2 separate regions of the Homo sapiens genome follow, and region 1 is linked to region 2. Evidence: chromatin contacts called from ENCODE Hi-C or POLR2A ChIA-PET data. All regions are on one chromosome and are shown on one strand. Each heading gives the region's core, a stretch centred on a gene start or an enhancer-like site at or near the end of the contact. The rest is flanking DNA. Distances are from core to core; before and after follow the strand shown. Region 1 has its middle 130 kb from the start of TM2D1. Region 2 has its middle 230 kb from the start of NFIA-AS1.

Region 1 (3,283 bases), core at 532-3,031, 110 kb before region 2:
CTCCCAGGTTCAAGCGATTCTCGTGCCTCAGCCTCCCAAGTAGCTGGGATTACAGGCGCACACCACCACACCCAGCTAATTGTTGTATTTTTAGGAGAGTTGGGGTTTTGCCATGTTGGCCAGGCTGGTCTCGAACTCCTGACCTCAGGTGATCCACCTGCCTCGGCCTCTCAAAGTGCTGAAATTACAGGCGTGAGCCACCATTCCCAGCCTCTTATGGTATATATTTAAGGTGTAAAACATGATGTTTTGATATACATATACATAGTGAAATGATTGCTAGCAAATTAATATATCCATCTCCTCACAGTTACCTTTTTTGGGGGAATGGGGACGGTGAGAACATCTAAAATCTACTCTCTTAGCAAATTTCCAGTATGCAATACAGTATTGTTGTGATTAATTTTTTGAAACGGGGTCTCACTCTCATCCAGGCTGGAGCACAGTGGCACGATCATGGCTCACTGCAACCTTGACTTCAGCTCAAGCGATCCTCCCGCCTCAGCCTCCTGAGTAGCTGGGACTACAGGTGCGTGCCAACATGCCTGGCTAATTTTGTTTTTTGTTTTGTTTCGTTGGTAGAGGCGGAGTTTTGCCATGTTGGTCAGGCTGGTCTGGAACTCAAGCGATCCTTCCACATTGGCCACAATACAGTATTCTTAACTAAAGTTCTCATGCTGTGCATTAGCTCTCTAGACTAATCCTACATAGCTACAACTTTGTACCCTTTGACCTATGTCTCCCTATTTCCTCCTCCTCTCCACCCCAGTAACCACCATTCCATTCTCCGTTTCTATGTATTTGACATTTTTAGATTCCACATATAAGTAAGATCATGCCACAGTTTTCTTTCTGTGTCTGGCTTATTTCACTAATGTCCTTCAGGTTCAGTCATGTTGTTGCAAATGGCAGGGTCTTGGAAGGGACTCTCTTGTCCTAAACTTACCCAAAACTTCCAGATAACCCAGGGATAGGATGACTCCTTTTGGGTTTGAGAATGTCTCTGGAACATGCTGCTTAAAACACAAGAATGGCCTTAAAGGTAAAGCTGGAAAATTGGACACATGTATTTAGCTCTCTTTCTTCCTGAAACCCACTAACACAAAAACAAAGAAAGTGGAAACAAAGAAAGCAGCAAAATGTTGAAAGTTAAAATGCTGTGGAAGACTGGCGACCGGCCTGCCAGACCCCATCAAACTGCACACGGAGCCTGCAGTGGGAAACGCCAAAAGCAACTCGGTTCACATTCAGAGCAGTGAAACAGCGCAGGACTGGTGGCATCTGGTACCTCTGGAGGTGAGAGTGAAGATGGGGCTGAAAAAGGAGGGTGGGTGGAAAGGGTTTTAGAAGCAGTTAGATCTCTCCCCGTGCCCTATCCCCTCATGCCACGCAGTCACATGGCTCCTTCTCCACTGCCGTAAATGGTAGGAGAGATTTATTTTCTAGAGACAGTAACCAGGGGATTTCTGAACTAGAGAAGCCAGAGAGTGCGGAGGTCTGGGAGGATGCTGTACTGAAAACAGAGGGATTAAAGACTACAGAGGAGCAGACTGAATATTTGGGTTCCAGCCTTCTTCTCACACTTGGCTCCCGGAACACAGCAGCCAGGCACACACATTCTTCAAATAGGGGATTGAAGAGTCTTCTCTGGGCATCTGACCAACTCAAGAGGAGAAGCCTAAAGTGAGGGTTCCCTAGAAAACAGTCAAGTCATGTCACTCCCAGTGCCAGGAAGAAAGCTATGTGAAAACGAAGGCAGAGATCAGGGCGATGTGTCTACGAGTCAAGGAACAGCAAAGATTGCCAGCGAACCACAGGAGCAGGGAGAGGCGTGGAACAGAGCCTCCCTCACAGCCCGCAGAAGGAATCAACCCTGCCTCTGGAACTGTGAGACAACACATTGCTCTTGTCTAAGCCACCCAGTCTGTGGTACTTTCTTTTTTTCTTTTTTTTTTACTCGTCGTATTTTTATTTTTTTTAACTTTTATTTTGAGTTCGGGGATACACGTGCAGGTTTGTTACATAGGTAAACACCGGTAACAGGGGTTTGTTGTACATATTATTTTATCACCCAGGTATTAAGCCCGGTATCCAATAGTTATCCTTTCTGCTCCTCTCCCTTCTCTCACCCTCCCTGCTCAAGTAGACCCCAGCGTCTTTGTTTCCTTCTTTGTGTTTATAAATTCTTATCTTTCAGCCCCCACTTACAAGTAAGAGCATGTAGTATTTGGTTTTCTGTTCCTGCATTAGTTTTCTAAGGATAATAGCCTCTAGCTTCATCCATGTTCCTTCAAAAGACATGATCTTGTTCTTTTTTTATGGCTGTATAATATTCCATGGTGTATATGTACCATGTTTTCTTCATCCAGTCTCACTGATAGGCATTTAGATTGATTCTATGCCTTTACTATTGTGAATAGTGCTGCAATGAACATTCGTGTGCATGTGTTGTTATGGTAGAATGATTTACAGTCCTCTGGGTACCTACCCAGTAGTGGGATTGCTGAGTCAAATGGTAGTTCTGTTTTTAGCTCTTTGAGGAATTGCCACACTGTTTTCCACAATGGTTGAACTAATCTACACTCCCACAAATAGTGTATAAGCGTTCCCTTTTCTCCACAACCTTGCCAACACCTGTTATTTTTTGACTTTTTAATAGTAGCCATTCTGGCTGGTGTGAGATGGTATTTCATTATGGTTTTGACTTGCATTTCTCTAATGATCAGTGATATTGAGCTTTTTTTTCATATGCTTGTTGGCCACATGTATGTCTTGTTTTGAGAAGTATCTGTTCATGTCCTTTGCCCACTTTTTAATGGGGTTGTTTTCTTCTTGTAAATTTGTTTAAGTTCCTTATAGATGCTGGATATTAGACCTTTGTGTGGTATCTTCTTACAGCAGGCCTAGCAAACAAATACACATGGTATGTGGGAGCTCATTTCCACATGCTCCATGAAGGAAAGACCTGTGTCTCTGAATCTTCCTCTGAAGGAAGGAGGAAAGGAAAGCAGAAAAGAAAAAAGGGAGGGAAGGAAGAAAAAGGGTGGGTCACAATGCGCCTGCACCTGCCTTGACCCCAGCTGGAAAATCTGCCTGTGAGCAAGGGGGCTTATACTTCTGTATTTAATCCTTATATAACCAGAACATGTTTGTGTATAACATTGGTAGTTGAAAAATAAATACAAACATATATACATATCAAAGAAAAGCAGAAAAGAAAATTCTTCTTCTTTCTCCAAGTCTCCAAATGGGAGAGTAACTGCTTGGTAATGTTGAGGTTAAT
Region 2 (3,094 bases), core at 34-2,533:
AGTGTGATACTGAAGCAGTCCTCACGGGGTTAACAAGCATTTTGGACAGGAATAGAATTATAATGAAGCATGAATCAGGCTGTGCTTTGGCTCAGTTCCTTGTAATGGAAAGTCGTGTAGCACTAGACACCGACCATTTGCATCCTCATTGTTCTTATAGGTAGGCTCTCCAATGTTATAATCATAAAGCTTTTAAGAATTGCTTAGGTTGTTTTTCAGATTCTGAATTCCAGCAGAACAGCTGAGGACAACCAGTCTGAAAACCCCCACGGTGGAACCAAATCAGCATGAGAATGCAATTTCTTCAACTCCCTGTCCCATGACTTCACCCTGCACCGTTTGACCAGTCGACGATCTCCACACTTCAGCCCACTCCAAAACCTTTAAAATCCCTAGCCCCAAACTCCTTGGAATGATACATGTGAGGTTTCCTCCCATCTCCTTGTTCAGCAGCCCCAGGATGAAACCTCTTTCTCTGCTGCAACCCAGTGTCTCAGCATATTGACTTGCTGCACATGGGGCGATGAACCTATTACAGTTACAATATCTTGGTCAATTTCCTCCCGGTCTTTTTTTCCCCTATGCTGAGGTTGTCTTCATGCTATAGTCTGCAGCGTATTCTCTGTACAATTATTTGGCACCCACCTTTCTTTCATTTTAGGAAACATTATAACCATTCCTCCTCCAGCTATATTCAGGCTATTTAAAAGCAGCATGTAGCTCACTGATCTTCCTGATTCTCCTTTCAGGTTAGGACCTCAGTTTCTGGTAGAGCCTTGGCCTCTATGAGGATCAAGACCAGTCAGTCAACAAGCACCCCCTGGACTATAAACCTTGTGCCCACCACACTCTTCCTCCCCCGACCTTCTACTCACTGCCCCACCTGCAGATGCATATTATGGTGAATTACTTTGATTTTTTATTTGCCAGGTGTGGCAATTGAGGGATTCCAAGGAATTGGCAAAGAAGTGAAATGCCATTCAGAAAGCAAGGTGAGTCAGGAACAGCTCTTGCAGCAAGCACCTGGCATGCACACGAGCTTTGAATATAGTGATGTTCCTTTCATCTGCTGGGTGGTTTCTCCCCTCTCAAAGGAGAGACTCTGAATGACCTTTCACAGACCCAGGGAGAGGTGGCTGGAGGAATTTGAAAGCAGATTTATGGACTCAAGACACAGAGATTCCCTGACTTGCTTGAGCAAAGTAGATGCAGCTTTGATGACAAAAGAGGAAGGAATTTGGATCCTATTTTAGGGTGTGGGTTGTTCCCATCATAGCCCCACGGGCACACAGTGCCAGGGTGGAGGTGGTAGGACGTGGAGGGACTTTCCTAACCAATCCTTCAACCACACTATACTTCCTGAGAACCACATGTCAGACCCTGAAAGGAGGAGAATGGTCTTGGACCCAAGAACACCAACCTGCTCTTCTCTGGAGGCTCTCTGTTCTCAATGTCCACTCCTGCCTCTGTAGCTTCGAGGTGGCTCCTTGGAAGCCCATCTCTCCCTTTTCCAGTACATTCTGTCCTCCTTTCCAGGCTCACTTGCTTTTCCAGCATGTCTGTTACCTGACTAAATCCGTGCTTGGCTTCCTGCTGCTTGACAAAATCACCAGGAGTTCAATAATCATGTTGATGGAGTTGTTTTTTTTTTTATTTCATTTGTTTTTCTTGGCCTCCAAAACAAGGATCCAGAAACAGTCCCTGCTTTAAGTCTAGAAAGACAGTATACAAAAAGAAAATTCATAGGGAGAGTGCAACCATAGAGGAAAGCACAGAGTGCCACAGGAATTCAAGATCCCCTGAAGACAGTTTTTAAACCCAACCAGTGGGCCAGATTCCCAAGCTTACATATATATATATTTTTTTTCCTTGCACTTCAGATGTTTAACAACAAACTCACTGCTTGACTTCAATGTCTCACATGCATCTGTGGCTTAAAATGTCTAAAGTTCAGCTCTTAATCTCCCACACACACTATCCCACACACAGGCAGTAACACTCAAGCCCTTGTCACTTGTCCTGGCTCTGCAACTCCCAACCCCTGGGGTGGCTGCTCCAAAATCCGCATCGGGTGCTTCTACTATGTTCTCAGTTTCTACTCTTTCTAGAACCTCACGATTTCTCTTCCTTGCAAGCTCAGCCACACAATTAAGTTTTACAAATTGTATTAAAAGTAATGGCAAAAACCGCAATTACTTTTGCACCAACCTAATACATTGTTCAGAATGTCTAATTATAAAAAGCATGTGAATTTCAGGGTAGCCTAGTCTGCCTTAAATGCCTTTATTATATTAATATTTTAAAAGTGTGAAATATAACACATATATAGATAGGTGCACACAATAAAATTCTAAAGCCAATGATTTATCACATGCAAACATTCTCCTTTATCCTGTCAATATGGTGAATTACTTTGATTTTTGAGTGCTAAATTACATTTGTATTATGGGAATAAAACCATCCTAGTTGTGTTGTATGCCCATTTACTATAAAGCTGGATATCTTTCTTTTCCTTTTTTTTTTTTTGAGAAGAGTCTTGCTCTGTTGCCCAGGCTGGAGTGCAATGGCACGCACTGCAACCTCTGCCTCCCAGACTCAAGCAATTCTCTTGCCTCAGCCTCCCAAGGAGCTAGAACTACAGGTGCCCACTACCACACCCAGGTAATTTTTTTGTATTTTAGTAGAAATGAGGTTTCACTATCTTGCCCAGGGTGTTCACAAACTCCTGAGCTCAGGCAATCCACCAGCCTCAGCCTCCCAAAGTGCTAGGATTACAGGTGTGAGCCACAGCACCTGACCAAGCTGGATTTCGTGTTAACATTTTGCTTAGGAGTTTTGCATCTATGTTCGTGCATGAGATTAGCCTATAATTTTTCTTTCCTGTAATGTCCTTTTCAGGTTTTGGTATCCAGGTAAAATAGAGAGGTTTTTCTTTCTTATTCTCTATAGAGTTATGAACTATTAGCATTGTTTCTTTCTTTAGTGTTTGGTCATTGTCACTGTTGAAGATATTAGGACCTAGAGTTTTCTAGGTGGAAAAGTTTTTGATTTTTTTTTTCATGGTAATAGGATGGTTCAGACTTTTAATTTAATC

Evidence for each region. Hi-C counts contacts between places; a loop is a spot of excess contacts on that map. ChIA-PET counts read pairs that join two places held with the same protein, here RNA polymerase II (POLR2A). Pooled maps may share reads with other maps.
Region 1: a map of heart left ventricle shows a loop between it and region 2 (2.3-fold over the local background). The contact joins two enhancer-like sites. A Hi-C loop is called at or near these places in 12 of 168 maps with a recorded cell type or tissue (MCF 10A, PC-3, Right ventricle myocardium superior and 7 more), 2 of 37 single-sample maps with no recorded cell type and 4 of 50 pooled maps. POLR2A ChIA-PET finds 5 or more read pairs at or near these places in 1 of 52 experiments (MCF 10A).

What each region holds. Positions count from the first base shown.
Region 1 is chr1:61,590,032-61,593,314 of GRCh38, reverse strand. No RefSeq gene overlaps it. Among named protein-coding and RNA genes, the nearest start is that of TM2D1, 130 kb to the left of the region's middle. RefSeq lists an enhancer at 3,079-3,283. Within about 2 kb of position 1,781, at least 2 of the 41 ENCODE cell types and tissues checked have a DNase peak (open chromatin) inside an H3K27ac peak, as active enhancers do.
Region 2 is chr1:61,479,565-61,482,658 of GRCh38, reverse strand. No RefSeq gene overlaps it. Among named protein-coding and RNA genes, the nearest start is that of NFIA-AS1, 230 kb to the right of the region's middle. RefSeq lists an enhancer at 359-1,558. Within about 2 kb of position 1,283, at least 3 of the 41 ENCODE cell types and tissues checked have a DNase peak (open chromatin) inside an H3K27ac peak, as active enhancers do.